Regions from separate parts of the Homo sapiens genome. Here region 1 is linked to region 2. Evidence: read pairs that join two places in POLR2A ChIA-PET (ENCODE). Cell type or tissue: Panc1. All regions are shown on one strand. Links, peaks and the distances in the headings refer to the core of each region. The heading gives the core; the rest is flanking DNA.

What was found. Peaks named below come from ENCODE experiments on the same cell type or tissue, not always from the same donor. Only the 100,000 strongest peaks of a DNase experiment are listed, where the experiment ranks them.
Region 1: POLR2A ChIA-PET joins it to region 2 with 12 read pairs; 4 of 35 experiments call an interaction of 5 or more read pairs at or near these places.

The regions. Positions count from the first base shown.
Region 1 is chr16:4,538,424-4,544,370 of GRCh38, forward strand. CDIP1 (cell death inducing p53 target 1) reads right to left here and starts at 350. Exons shown (of 6, transcript NM_013399.3): 1 at 279-350. It also overlaps a transcript of C16orf96 not described here. RefSeq lists a silencer at 1-266. In Panc1, for the core only: no CTCF peak of the experiment used is centred there; a DNase peak (open chromatin) is centred at 418; H3K4me3 peaks cover 647 bases; H3K27ac peaks cover 910 bases.
Region 2 is chr16:4,671,300-4,678,640 of GRCh38, forward strand. It overlaps MGRN1 (mahogunin ring finger 1), which reads left to right. Exons shown (of 17, transcript NM_015246.4): 9 at 92-160; 10 at 2,199-2,358; 11 at 6,164-6,273. MIR6769A (microRNA 6769a) reads left to right here and starts at 19; the gene lies at 19-91. RefSeq lists enhancers at 1,769-2,358, 2,359-2,946, 4,942-5,564. In Panc1, for the core only: no CTCF peak of the experiment used is centred there; no DNase peak of the experiment used is centred there.

The sequences.
Region 1 (5,947 bases), core at 1-5,000, 130 kb before region 2:
GCGCACAACGAAACCCCCCAACCCACCGCCCACCCCACCGCCCAGAGGCTTCTAGGACTTGTAGTCCGCCCGGTCACCCCCCCCACCACAACCCGCTCTGAGAGGCTGGGGACTACGGTGCCCGGCATGCACCGCCCAGGCGCCGCGGGCGGGGGCGGGGAGGGGGCGCCACGGTCCGAGGTCACGCCCCGACCTGAGGAGAGCTGGCGCCCAGACCCTTCCCCCGGGGAGGAGGGCTCCCGCGCGAAGCCGTCTCCGAATGCGTCCAGTCGACTCACCGTCCCCGCAGCCCTGGGGCAGCGGCCGCAACAGCAGGACCGAACGCCTCGGCAGCTGGCAGTCGCACTTCTGTCACAAGGAGGCGGGTAGACTTTGGACCAGGGCCGAGGCCCGGGACGTCACGGTGGGGGGTGGGGTCTCGGGAGGCACGTGATGCGCCGTGATGACGTCAGTGGGAGCGGAGGCGATTTGGCCTAGAGCTGGGGCTGAGCACGTGGGATGGTCGGGGCCTGTTTGCCCAATGTACACGAGGCTGGAGAATAGGGAAAGAACCGTCCCTGTGAGCGCCTCCTCTTCACTCATGCCAGCAACAGGGCAGGGCATCTTCCTCCAGGGCTGCATTTTTTCTTTTATGCGACTAATATTTATTGAGTTTGGGAGGTGCATTACATAAAACCTTGAACCACACGGTCACTGTCCCTGCGCTTGAAACTGCCTTTGCAAAAATTACAACAGAAAATTATGACAGTGAAAGAGAGCTGACCTAACCCACTCCATCTTGCTTCTAACCTCCAGGTTGTCCTTGTTCATTCCTAGGCATAGGCAGAACTAACTTTGGGAGCAACTTAGTTTATAGTTTAATATTGAAACAAAGATAGTTAACAGCCCTTTCCCAAAACAAACCCCCTTGTTGCCTGAGAACCAGGCTTCCTTTGTAAGAGTAACACGTTAGCTACAAGATTAGACATTATAGTTTAGGGCCCAGCTCAGTGGCTAACGCCTGTAATCCCAGCACTTTGGAAGGCTGACGCAGGTGGATCACTTGAGGTCAGGAGTTTGAGACCAGCCTGGCCAACATGGTGAAACCATGTCTCTATTTAAAAATACAAAAATTAGCCGGGTATGGTGGCACGCACCTGTAATCCCAACTACTAGGGAGGCTGAAGCCCAAAAATTGCTTGAACCCGAGAGATGGAGGTTGCAGTGAGCTGAGATTATGCCTCTGCACTCCAGCCTGAGCAAGAGACTGAGACTCCATCTCAAAAAAAGAAAGAAAGAAAGAAATTACGGTTTAGGAGTCATGCACCCAGAGGCCACAAGATTCTAAACCTCCCCAGTTGATCCTAGGTATAATATCACTATTGTAAAACCTAAGATTGGTACTCTTAGGTGTTTTTCTGACCCTGCAGTCTGATGCACCAGCCAAGGCCACCTAGAGCTGTAATCTGACTCAACCAGTTCTTGCATCCTTCAACACCCTGTGATTTCATCTCCCACCCCACCAATCAGCACTCCCTACTCCTTGGCAGCTTATCTACCAAATTACCCTTTAAAAACTCTAGGCTCTGAATTTCCAGGGAGACTGATTTGAGTAATGAAACTTTGGTCTCCCATTCAGCCAGCTCTGTGTGGATTAAACTCTTTCTCTATTGCAGTTCCCCTGTCTTGATACATTGGCTCTATCTGGGCAGCCAGGAAGAAGAACCCACTGGGTGGCTACTTGCTCAGGTACTTCCTTTGTTACAGACAGTATACAAGGAAACCACAAAATGCCCAGGACTGTGAAGGAGAGGAAGGGACGCCCTAACAGAGTTACGGGGTGGTGCCACTAGACAGGTTGGTTAGAAAAGGCCTCTCAGAGGAGGCGATGCTGAGGCAGGGGCATGAAATTGAAAAGACATTCTATTCTGGAAGGGCATTCCAGAGGGAGGGATTGCCTTGGGTGAGAGAGTCAGAAAGGTGAGGATGTCAGTGGGGCAGGCTGGATCCAAGTCATGTTGAGATTTGTAGGTCATTTTAAGAACTCTGGCCAGGCGTGGTGGCTCATGCCTGTAACCCCAGCACTTTGGGAGGCCGAGGCAGGCAGATCACTTGAGGTCAGGAGTTTGAGACCAGCCTGGCCAACACAGTGAAACCCCGTCTCTACTAAAAATACAAAAATTAGCCCGGCATACACGCCTGTAATCCCAGCTATTCGGGAGGCTGAGGCAGGAGAATTGCTTGAACCTAGGAGGCAGAGGTTGCAGTGAGCCAAGATCACACCACTGCTCTCCAGCCTGGGAGACAGAGCAAAACTCTCTCAAAATAAAATAAAACTCTGGATTCTTCTTTCTTTTTTTTTTGAGATAGGATCTTGATCAGGCACCCAGGCTGGAGTACAGTGGCATGATCATAGCTCACTGTGACAACTCCTAGGCTCAAGCAGTCCTCCTGCCTCAGCCTCCCAAGTAGCTGGGATTACAGGCATAAGCCACCATACCTGTCTGCAGTTTGGATTTTTTTTTTTTTTTAGATGGAGTCTCGCTCTGTCACCAGGCTGGAGTGCAGTGGCTCGATCTCGGCTCACTGCAACCTCCGTCTCCCAGGTTCAAGCAATTCTCCTGCCTCAGCCTCCTGAGGAGCTAGGACTATAGGTACCTGCTACCACGCCTGGCTAATTTTTGTATTTTTAGTAGAGACTGAGTTTCACTATGTTGGTCAGGCTGGTGTCGATCTCCTCACCTCGTGATCCGCCCGCCTCTGCCTCCCAAAGTGCTGGGATTACAGGCGTGAGCCACCGCGCCCGGCCTGGATTTTATTTCAAGTGGAATTTAAAGCCCTTGAAGAGTTTTAAGCAGTAGAGTTACAGTCAATCTTCATTATTTATGGATTTTGTGTTTGCAAATTTGCCTACTCACTAACATTTATTTCTAATCCCAAAATCAATACTTGTGGTGCTTTCTCATTCATTCATGGACATAACGATCCTGCACATTCTCCACTGAGGTCAAATAAGGCAACACTGGGCTGTCATGGTGGCACTCGCCTTCTATCCCAGCCACTCGGGAGGCTGAGGTGGGAGGATCCCTTCAGCCCAGCAGGTCGAGGCTGCTGTGAGCTGGGATTGTGCCACTGCACTCCAGCCTGGGCAACAGAGTGAGACCCTGTCTCTAAAAATAATAGGGCAGCGCTGCCTACAAGTCTCCTTTTTGGTCTATTTAGTGTCATCTTTTTCTCATTTATTTTTACGCTTTTTATTGGTGATTCTGGTGTTTAAAATGGCCCTTAGTGTTGTGCAGAAGTGCTGTCTAGCATTCCTCAGTGCAAGAAGGTGGTGATTTGCCTTATAGAGAAAACAGCTGTGCTCAGTTAGCTTGGTGCAGGCAATTGAGTTCAATTGCACTGAATCAACAGTGTATATTAACTAAGTTGCCTTTAAACAGAAACACCTATAAACAAGGTTATTGATTGGTTGACAAAAATGTTGTGTCCACAGGCTCACAGGAACCTAGGTTGTTCCCCCAGAAGCAGTGGTTCAGTGTTTGCTTAATTCAGTGTTTGTGGCCACTTATATGATTCGATTGACATTTCACAGGATCATCTGACTACAGTGTGGAGAATGGTTTAGACCAAGAGAGGCAAATAGAAGGCTGGGCGACCAGCACATATGTAATCCAGAAATTTCCAGGCTGGTCCCTGTGGCTCACACCTGTAATACCAACATTTTGGGAGATTGAGTTCAAGAGTTTGAGACTAGCCTGAGCAACATAGTGAGTCTCCCATCTCTACAAAAAAATTTATAAAATTAAAAAATTAGCCAGCTGTGGTGGCTCATGCCCATAGTCCCACCTACTCAGGAGGCTGAGGCAGGAGGATCACTTGAGCCCAGGAGTTTGAGACTGCAGTGAGCAAGAATTGCGCCATTGCAGTCCAGCTTGAGCAACAGAGTTAGACTCAGTCTCTAAAAAAATAAATAAATAAAAATTTGAAAATAAAAATTTCCCAGTAACCACATTAAAAGTATAAAAAGACACAGGTGAAATTAATTTTAATAATACATTTAACTCAATATATGCAAAATATTGTTTCAGTAATCAACATAAAAAATTATCAGCCAGGCGCAGTGGCTCATGCCTGTAATCCCAGCACTTTGGGAGGCCAAGGTGGGCAGATCACCTGAGGTCAGGAGTTCAAGACCAGCCTGGCCAATATAGTGAAACCCCGTCTCTACTAAAAATACAAAAAATTAGCTTGACATGGTGGCAGGCGCCTGTAATCCCAGCTACTCGGGAGGCTGAGGCAGGAGAATAGCTTCAACTGGGAGGCGGAGGTTGCAGTGAGGCAAGATCACACCATTGCACTCCAGCCTGGGCGACAAGCAAAACTTTGTCTCAAAAAAAAAAATTATCAATGATATATTTTACTCTTTTTTCACACTGTTTTTGAAATGCAGTGTGTACTTTATATTTACAGGACATCTCAATTTGGAGCAGTCACATTTCAGGGGCTCAGTAGCCACATATGGCTTGTGGCTACTGTATTGGACAGCACAGATCTAGAATATTTATTCATTTACTCATTTGACCAAGCAAGGTCCTGTTCTAGGCCTGGAAATACACAAAATGGAATAAAGCCCCATCTCTGTCCTCAAAGCGCACACAGTCCAGCACGGGAGACTAATATAATAGCTTATGTTCAAGATGTCAAAACAGAGTGCTTTGAGAGTTCAGGAGAGGGAGTGCCCGAACAAGGAAGGCTTCAGAGAGGAGGACGTTTAAGTTGGGGCTTGAAGGATGTGTAGGATTCCCCAGGTGAAAGAAGTGGGGTAGGGTACTCCAAGTAGTTAGAGCTGCTAATGCAAAGTTGCAGAGAAATGAAACACAGAGTGTGTGGGGAAATGCAAGCAGTTCTGTATGGTTGGGTGGTAGGATATGAAAGAGGAGGGCAGAGGGTGAGGAAACATGAGGGCCTTATAGACCAATCTGTGGAATTTAGACTGTATCCTATTGGGTAGGTAGTGGGTGATGTAATGTTGAGAATTTTGGGCTGAGTAATATGACTAGATTCTTGTTTTATTTTAATTAATTAATTAATTTATATTAAAATAGAAACAGGGTCTCACTAGGTTGCCAGGCTGGTCTTGAACTCCTAGGCTCAAGTGATCCTCTCACCTTGGCCACCCAAAGTGCTGCGATTACAGGCATGAGTCACCATACCTAGCCATGATCCGTATTTTATTTATTTATCTTTGTTTTTATTTTTATTTAAATTTTATTTTATTTTGGGACAGAGATTGCAGTGGCGCGATCTTGGCTCCCTGCAGCCTCTGCCTCTTGGCAAGCGATTCTTCTGCCTCAGCCATCCAAGTAGCTGGAATTACAGGCACATACCATCACAACTGGCTAATTTTTGTATTTTTAGTAGAGACAGGGTTTCACCATGTTGGCCAGGCTGGTCTCAAACTCCTGACTTCAAGTGATCCTCCCACCTAGGCCTCCCAAAGTGCTGGGATTACAGGTGTGAGCCACCGCACCCCGCCAGGATTCATGTTTTAGACAAATCATTCTGACAGTGTGGAGGGGGTGCAAATTTGAGGCAGGAGGACCCACTGGGAAGGGAAGGGGCTCTAGGATGGATCCAGAGGAAGGACCTGTGGAAACTAAGGAGGGGTCATAGAGGGGGTAGGGCCTAGGGTAGGCAAAGGGTTGGTCCCAAGTGTCCCATGCAGTAAAAGTCAAATAGAACAGTCAACGTGAACATTACCATGCTATGTACTGGGTGAAAACTTGCTGATCTCTGGAGCCCACTGAGTAGCGGAGGGTTTGAGAGCCAGTGAGAACCAGAAATGTAGTGAGCTGGAACTGGGTTCAAGTCTTAGGACACACCACTTCACGGCCCTCTCCAAAATATTTCATTTTTCTGGCTGGACGCAATGGCTCACTCATGTAATCCAAGAACTTTGGGAGGC
Region 2 (7,341 bases), core at 900-5,899:
TAAGTTGGAGGCAGGGCTAGGCCAGGTGGGTATGGAGGAGCCCTCATATGGCAGTTGGCGAGGGCCCAGTGAGCCCCTCTCTGCTCTCCAGGTGGACCGGGTCAGCTACCTCCTGCAGGAGATCTATGGCATTGAGAACAAGAACAACCAGGAGACCAAGGTGTGTATCTGGGTGAGGTTTCCCTCTGCCATTACAGAAGCCCACACCAGGAGCAGCCGCGGACAGCAATGCTTGCCGGTTCCCTTCCATGCCTTCCCCTGGAGTCCTAGACCCGCTAGACAACATCATTTTTCCTTAATTTTTTTTAAAGCTAACAGTTTAGGGAACATTTTATCCTTTCTCCAGCAAATTCACTAGCTTCTGATGTAAATTGCCATCCAGGTTCCCCAGGGCAGCCCAGGAATGGGGGCCAGTGTCTCACCCTCTAGGCTCAGGTGTGTGGCACCCTGCTGCCCGGCTCCTGCCCGCCTCCCCAGAGACAGCACGTCCCTGCAGCTCCTGGGGGAGGGATGCTTATTCTGTATGTCCATAGAACCAGTCCTGGTGCCTGACAAATAAGCCGTGGTGTACCCCAGTCAGGGAATGTAGCAGGGGATGAAATTAGTTTTTTTTGTTTTTGTTTTTTGAGTCAGTCTCACTCTGCTGCTCAGGCTGTAATGCAGCAGGGAGATCTTGGCTCACTGTGGCCTCCGCCTCCCGGGTTCAAGCGATTCTCCTGCCTCAGCCTCCTGAGTAGCTGGGACCACAGGCACGCGCCACCACACCCGGCTAATTTTTTGTATTTTAGTAGCGACGGGGTTTCACCATGTTGGCCAGGATGGTCTTGATCTCCTGACCTTGTGATCCACCCTCCTCGGCCTCCCAAAGTGCTGGGATTACAGGCGTGAACCACCGCGCCCAGCCTAATTTTTAATTTTTGTATTTTTAGTAGAGATGGGGTTTCACTATGTTGGCCAGGCTGGTCTCAAACTTCTGATCTCAAGTGATCTGCCTGCCTCAGCCTCCCAAAGTGCTGGGATTTCAGGCCTGAGACCACCACGCCTGGTCGATGAACTTGTTAAAAGGCACACTGACATGAGTGAAACTCCTGCCTCTTAAGATCTCTTGGAAAGTCTCACAGGCCCGCTTCATTATGGCATCTGGGCCCAGGACAACTGGAGCAGCTCCACGTGGCGGGAGCGGAGCACCTGGCCGGGCCTCGCCTCAACCCAGGGAAGTCAGTGCATTCATGTTTCATACCAGGGGGCGGCCCACTTTGAGAAAAGGTTCAGAGAGGGAATGTTTTCAGCCGCCCGGGCATATGGTCTCTGTTGCACTGACTCCACGCTGCCATTACAACAGGAGCAGCGGGGACTGTATAAAAATGAGTGGGTGTGGCGGTGTTCCAGTAAGATTTTATTTATAGAAACAGGCCACAGGCCTAGTTTGTGGACACCTGTTTTAGATTTTTGGCTTTCTTTTTGTCCAGTTGCTAATGTGGTTTCTGGTAGCTGCCATTAATGAAAATACTTCTAACATATTAACTTGTTTTTTGTTTTTTTTGTTTGTTTGTTTTGAGATGGAGTCTTGCTCTGTTGCCCAGGCTGGAGTGCAGTGGCAGCCATCTTGGCCCACTGCAAGCTCCGCCTCCTGGGTTCACGCCATTCTCCTGCCTCAGCCTCCTGAGTAGCTGGAACTACAAGCACGTGCCACCATGCCCGGCTAATTTTTTGTATTTTTAGTAGAGACGGGGTTTCACTATGTTAGCCAGGATGGTCTCGATCTCCTGACCTCGTGATCTGCCCGCCTCAGCCTCCCAAAGTGCTGGGATTACAGGCGTGAGCCACCGCGCCTGACCATTAACTTGGTTTTTTTTAAACCAAAGATAACGGGTACCCTGACCCTCAGGAAGATGTGTTTCTTAGGTGCATCTGTTCCTCATTTTTTCTTTAGGTCTGAAGAACAGAAAGAGACCATGTTCTCATGATTTGGGTGGGTGAGGGGCACAGACCCTCCCCCTCTGCCAGGTGCTGAGTTTGCACTGGATTTGAGCCTGGTGATTCTGCTCTGGGGCAACCTCCCCCTCCCCTCTGGACTTCTCTTTGTCATGACAGCCCCCAGGGTAGGGTGGAGTGGGGTGGGACAGCTGGGGACAGGAAGCAGGAGCCGTACTCTGGCCTTTGGGAGGCTGCTGACCCACAAGCCCTTGTCCCGGCAGCCCTCGGACGACGAGAACAGCGACAACAGCAACGAGTGTGTGGTGTGCCTGTCCGACCTGCGGGACACGCTGATCCTGCCCTGCCGCCACCTGTGCCTCTGTACCTCCTGCGCCGACACGCTGCGCTACCAGGCCAACAACTGCCCCATCTGCCGGCTGCGTGAGTTCCCCGGCCGGCTGTTCTGTGGAAGGTTCTGGAAATTAGGGACTGGCCACACCACGGTGGTCCTGGGATAGGGGGCCACAGGTCCGTTGATGGCTAAGAAAGAAGAGTTGTCATTCATCTAGTCTGTGCTGAACGTGGGCGTGTTGGCTGTCGGAGTCAGTCACCGTGAGAGAGCTGGCAGGGACGCTAGCACGGGGCATTCAGATCTTCACGTCTGCCTCCAGCCAGGCAAGGCTTGCAGAACAAAGGGCTACAGAGGCGCTCCAGGGCAGATGAACTGAACGAAAATTGATGAGTGAATGAAATCTTTATTCTTATTTTATTTTTATTATTTTTTGTTTGAGACAGTTTCGTGCTGTCGCCCAGGCTGGAGTTCAGTAGCGAGTTCTCAGCTTACTGTAACCTCTGCCTCCTGAGTTCAAGCAATTCTCCTGTCTCAGCCTCCCTAGTAGCTGGGATTGCAGGCAACTGCCACCATGGCCAGCTAATATTTTACTTTTATTAGAGATGGGGTTTTGCCATGTTGGCCAGGCTGGTCTTGAACTCCTGGCCTCAAGTAATCTGCCTGCCTCAGCCTCTCAAAGTGCTGGTGTTACAGGCATGAGCCACCATGCCTGGCTATTTTATTTTATTTTATTTTTTTGAGATAGAGTCTCGCTCTGTCACCCAGGCTGGAGTGCAGTGTTGCAGTCTCGGCTCACTGCAAACTCCGCCTCCCGGGTTTAAGTGATTCTCCTGCCTCAGCCTCCTGAGTAGATGGGATTACAGCCCTGCACCACCATGCCTGGCTAATTTTTGTGTTTTAAGTGGAGATGGGGTTTCACCATGTTGGTCAGGCTGGTCTGGAACTCCTGACCTCGTGATCTGCCCTCCTGGGCCTCCCAAAGTGCTGGAATTACAAGCGTGAGCCACCGCTTTTTTTTTTTTCTTTTCTTTTCTTTTTTTTTCTTTTCTTTTCTTTTCTTTTTTTTTTTTTTTTTTTTTTTTTGAGACGGAGTCTCGCTCTGTCGCCCAGGCTGGACTGCGGACTGCAGTGGCGCAATCTCGGCTCACTGCAAGCTCCGCTTCCCGGGTTCACGCCATTCTCCTGCCTCAGCCTCCCGAGTAGCTGGGATTACAGGCGCCCGCCACCGCGCCCGGCTAATTTTTTGTATTTTTAGTAGAGACGGGGTTTCACCTTGTTAGCCAGGATGGTCTCGATCTCCTGACCTCATGATCCACCCGCCTCGGCCTCCCAAAGTGCTGGGATTACAGGCGTGAGCCACCGCGCCTGGCCGAGCCACCGCTTTTTAATTAATTACTTACTTTTATTTATTTATTTATTTTGAGACAGAGTCTTAACTCTGTTGCCTAGGCTGGAGTACAGTGGCAGGATCTTGGCTCACTGTAACCTCTGCCTCCCAGGTTCAAATGATTCTTGTGACTCAGCCTCCTGAGTTGCTGGGATTACAGGCATGTGCCACCATGCCCGGCTATTTTGTGTATTTTTAGTAGAGATGGGGTTTTACATTGTTGCCCAGTCTGGTCTGAAGCTCCTGACCTCAAGTGATCTGCCTGCCTTGGCCTCCCAAAGTGCTGGGATTACAGGCAGAGCCACAGGGCCCTGCCTTGTTTTTAAAATTTTTTTTGTAGAGACAGGGTCTTGCTATGTTGCCCAGCCTGGTCTCGAACTCTTGGGGTTAAGTGGTCCTCGTGCCTCCTAAAGTGTTGGGATTATGGGCATGAGCCACCATGGCCAGCTCAGATCTTTATTTTAAAGGTAAAATAGAAAATATTTCAATAAATTTTTAGCATAACGCTGGTTGCAGATCACACCTATAATCCCAGCACTTTGGGAGGTCAAGGCAGGAGGATCGCTTGAGCCCAAGAGTTCGAGACTAGCCTGGGCAACATGGCGAAACCCCATCTGTACAAAAAGTTAAAAGTTAGCCAGATGTGTTGGCTATAGTACCAGTGACTTGGAAGGCTGAGGCGGGAGGATCGGCTGAGCCTGGGAGGTTGAGGGTGCAGTGAGCTGTGATTGTGCCACCACTGCACCCCCGCCTGAGAGACAGGGGAAGACCCTGTTTCAAAAAAAAAAAAAAAAATTATAGCGAAGTGAAAACAAAGTATGCTGGGTAGAAAATTGACCAAGGAATTAAATTGGGTTTTCTAGAGCATTCCAGACATTTCCTCAGTGAAAAGCCGCTCGTAGGGCCCCGTTCTGAGTGTCTTCCAGTAGAGGGAACAACCTGAATGTTCTCAGGGTGAAAAAACGACCAGGTCAAAGTGCACATCCCACTGGTAGGCCCTTGCCCTGGATCCTGGGATCCCTGGCCTGGGTCCTGGCGGTGGGGCCGGAGCATAGTTGGGGATTTGCCTGCGCAGCTGCAGGACACATGCGCTTAGTAGGCCAGCAGACCTCCAAGCCGGGCGTGGGGCTGTGCGAGGATGCTGGTCTGTGCAGTCAGGCCATGGGGTCACTGGATGTGTCCAGATCCCAGGAGTAAGTGAAGAGGCTGCTGGGGCCTGGAGGGAGAGGCCGGCCGCCCAGCCTGTGGCAGATCCTGTAGCAGGGAGGGCCGGCCCAGGCTGTCTGTCGGCCTCTCCTGTCTGAAAGCCACAGAGTTGCGGGGGCAGGGACCAGGAAGTGGGGGCAGGGGTGGGCTGTCTAGGAAGGTTCTCTGTGCCTGCCCAGGAGGCAGGCAGTGTTGAGGACTGAGCCTCAGGGTGGCTGTGTGGCTGGAGATACAGCAGGGCTGCTTTCCAGGGAGGGTGCCCTGAACCGAGTCCAATTCTGGAATCTTCAGGTGTGTGGGGTCAGTGGGTCGGGGCCATCAGACTGGAGTTCAGAGCTCCCGTGTGGCTTTGAGCCTCAAGGACGTGGCGGTAGAGGGGCCCCTCACAGGCGCCCGAGGGCAGAGACTGCTGTTCTCAGTAGAAATTGACACAGAGGAGGCCTGAGGCCCTGTCCCTGGGCTGACGGCAGATGCATTGGTTTGTTGGAGGTGGCTGGTTTGGTGGTTTGGTGGTTCGGTTTCCTGGCCTGCACACGTCACTAAAGGTGTCTCAGGAACATTCTACAGCAGCCTGTGGGGCCCTTGTGTGAGCAGGACTGGCACTGTGGGATGACAGGGCATCCTAGGTCCTGGTTTATCTTCTCTGCTCCCAGTGGCTGCTGTCTGTGCCCCTCAGCTTCCCCAGCGTGATGTTTTTGCCTCAGTTTCCCCAGCGTGACTCCCCACTTCAGCTTCCTCAGCATGATGTCCTTGTCTCAGTTTCCACAGCATGACATCCCCACCTCAGCTTCCCCAGTGTGATGTCCCCGCCTGCCATCCTGTCCTGCAGCCAAGAGCTCCTCTGGGCTCAGCCAGGACTGCTGATTTGCAGTCACGTCCTGTCTCGGGTGCAGCCTGGAGCTTCAGGGGTGTGACGCTTTGGGGGTCATGGCCACCAGCCTCTTGGAAACACCCTCTGGAGCCCCGCCTTGGGCAGCACTGCATGGCCTTGCTGTGTTTCCTGCCCGGGGCCATTTCATTAATACTGTGTTTGCGGGAGTTCTGTCTCTCGTCTTTGGAGCGCCCCCTCCCTCTATTTCTGTACAGGGGAGCTGCTTCTTTCTTTCTTCCCCCATCTTTCCTGCCTATTAAATTCCTGCTCCTTAAAACTAAAAGAAAAAAAAAAGACCGTTGTGATCTGGAAGCGGGGTCACCCCAGGACCCCTATGGTGTGGGGGGGGTGTTGATCCCTGGGGCTGGGAGGGTCCCCTCGGGGCTGGGTGTGTCGCCTGGGCCTGATCTGAGCCCTCCTTCTGCCGCAGCTTTCCGGGCCCTCCTGCAGATCCGGGCGGTGCGGAAGAAGCCAGGAGCCCTGTCCCCCGTGTCCTTCAGCCCCGTCCTGGCCCAGAGCCTGGAGCATGATGAGCACTCTGTAAGTGCCGCCTCCTGCCTGCGGGATGGGCGGGAGAGGGGCATGAGTGCCTGGGCCAGGCGCAAGGCCCAGACGGTCCAGCCAGCAGCCCCGTGTTCTCTTCTGTCCAGTGGGCAGGCATGGCCCCCATGGATGGCTGTGAGGCATGAAGGGGGTGGCCAGGCTGGGCCCTGGGGTGCCGCTGCTGGGAACAGCGCTGCTGCCATCAGTACCAGAGCCTGCGACAAGGCTGAGCGCGGTCGAGGTCTCGGTGGAGCCAGGTGCTTTTTTTTTTTTTTTTTTCTTTTTGAGGCAGGGTCTCGGTCTGTCACCGAGGCTGGTGTGCACCCAAAGTGGTGCAATGTCAGCTCACTGCAGCCTCGACCTCCCGCCTCAAGCAATTCCCCCATTTCAGCCTCCCAAGACGCTGTGACCACGGGCGTGTACCACCACGCCGAGCTAATGTTTTGTATTTTTAGTAAGGTGGGGTTTCCCATGTTGCCCAGGCTGGTCTCGAACTCTTGGGCTCAAGTGCTAGTCCTGCCTCAGCCTCCCACAGTGCTGGGATTACAGGCCTGAGCCACCGCCTCCACCCCGTGGTTCTTAGTGAATGAGCCATGCTGTTTCCCCCATGCGCTGCTGTGCAAGGGGCACTGGTGACCCTCCTCCCACGCTCCAGGCCCACCAGGCGCCCTCAGTGGGGACCTTAAGGGCAGGCCCTGCTTCAGCAACACAAGGGAGGTGGAACCCTGGCTTCAAGGACCCAAAGACAGACAGAGACATGGAGAGAGATGCACAGAGAAACACAGAGACAGGGCGAGAGAGAGGTGGAGAGACACAGGGAGAGGCAGAGACAAATGTGGAGAGACACAGAGACAGGATGAGAGAGATGTGGAGAGACAAAGGGAGAGACAGAGAAAGATGTGGAGAGACATAGGGAGAGACTGATGGAGAGATAGGAAGAGACAGACAGATGTGGAGAGACGGAGAGACAGATGTGGAGAGACAGGGTGAGAGAGATGTGGAGAGACACAGGGAGAGACAGAGATGGGGATGGGTGGCAGGGGCTGTGGTGGGCAGGGAGCAGAA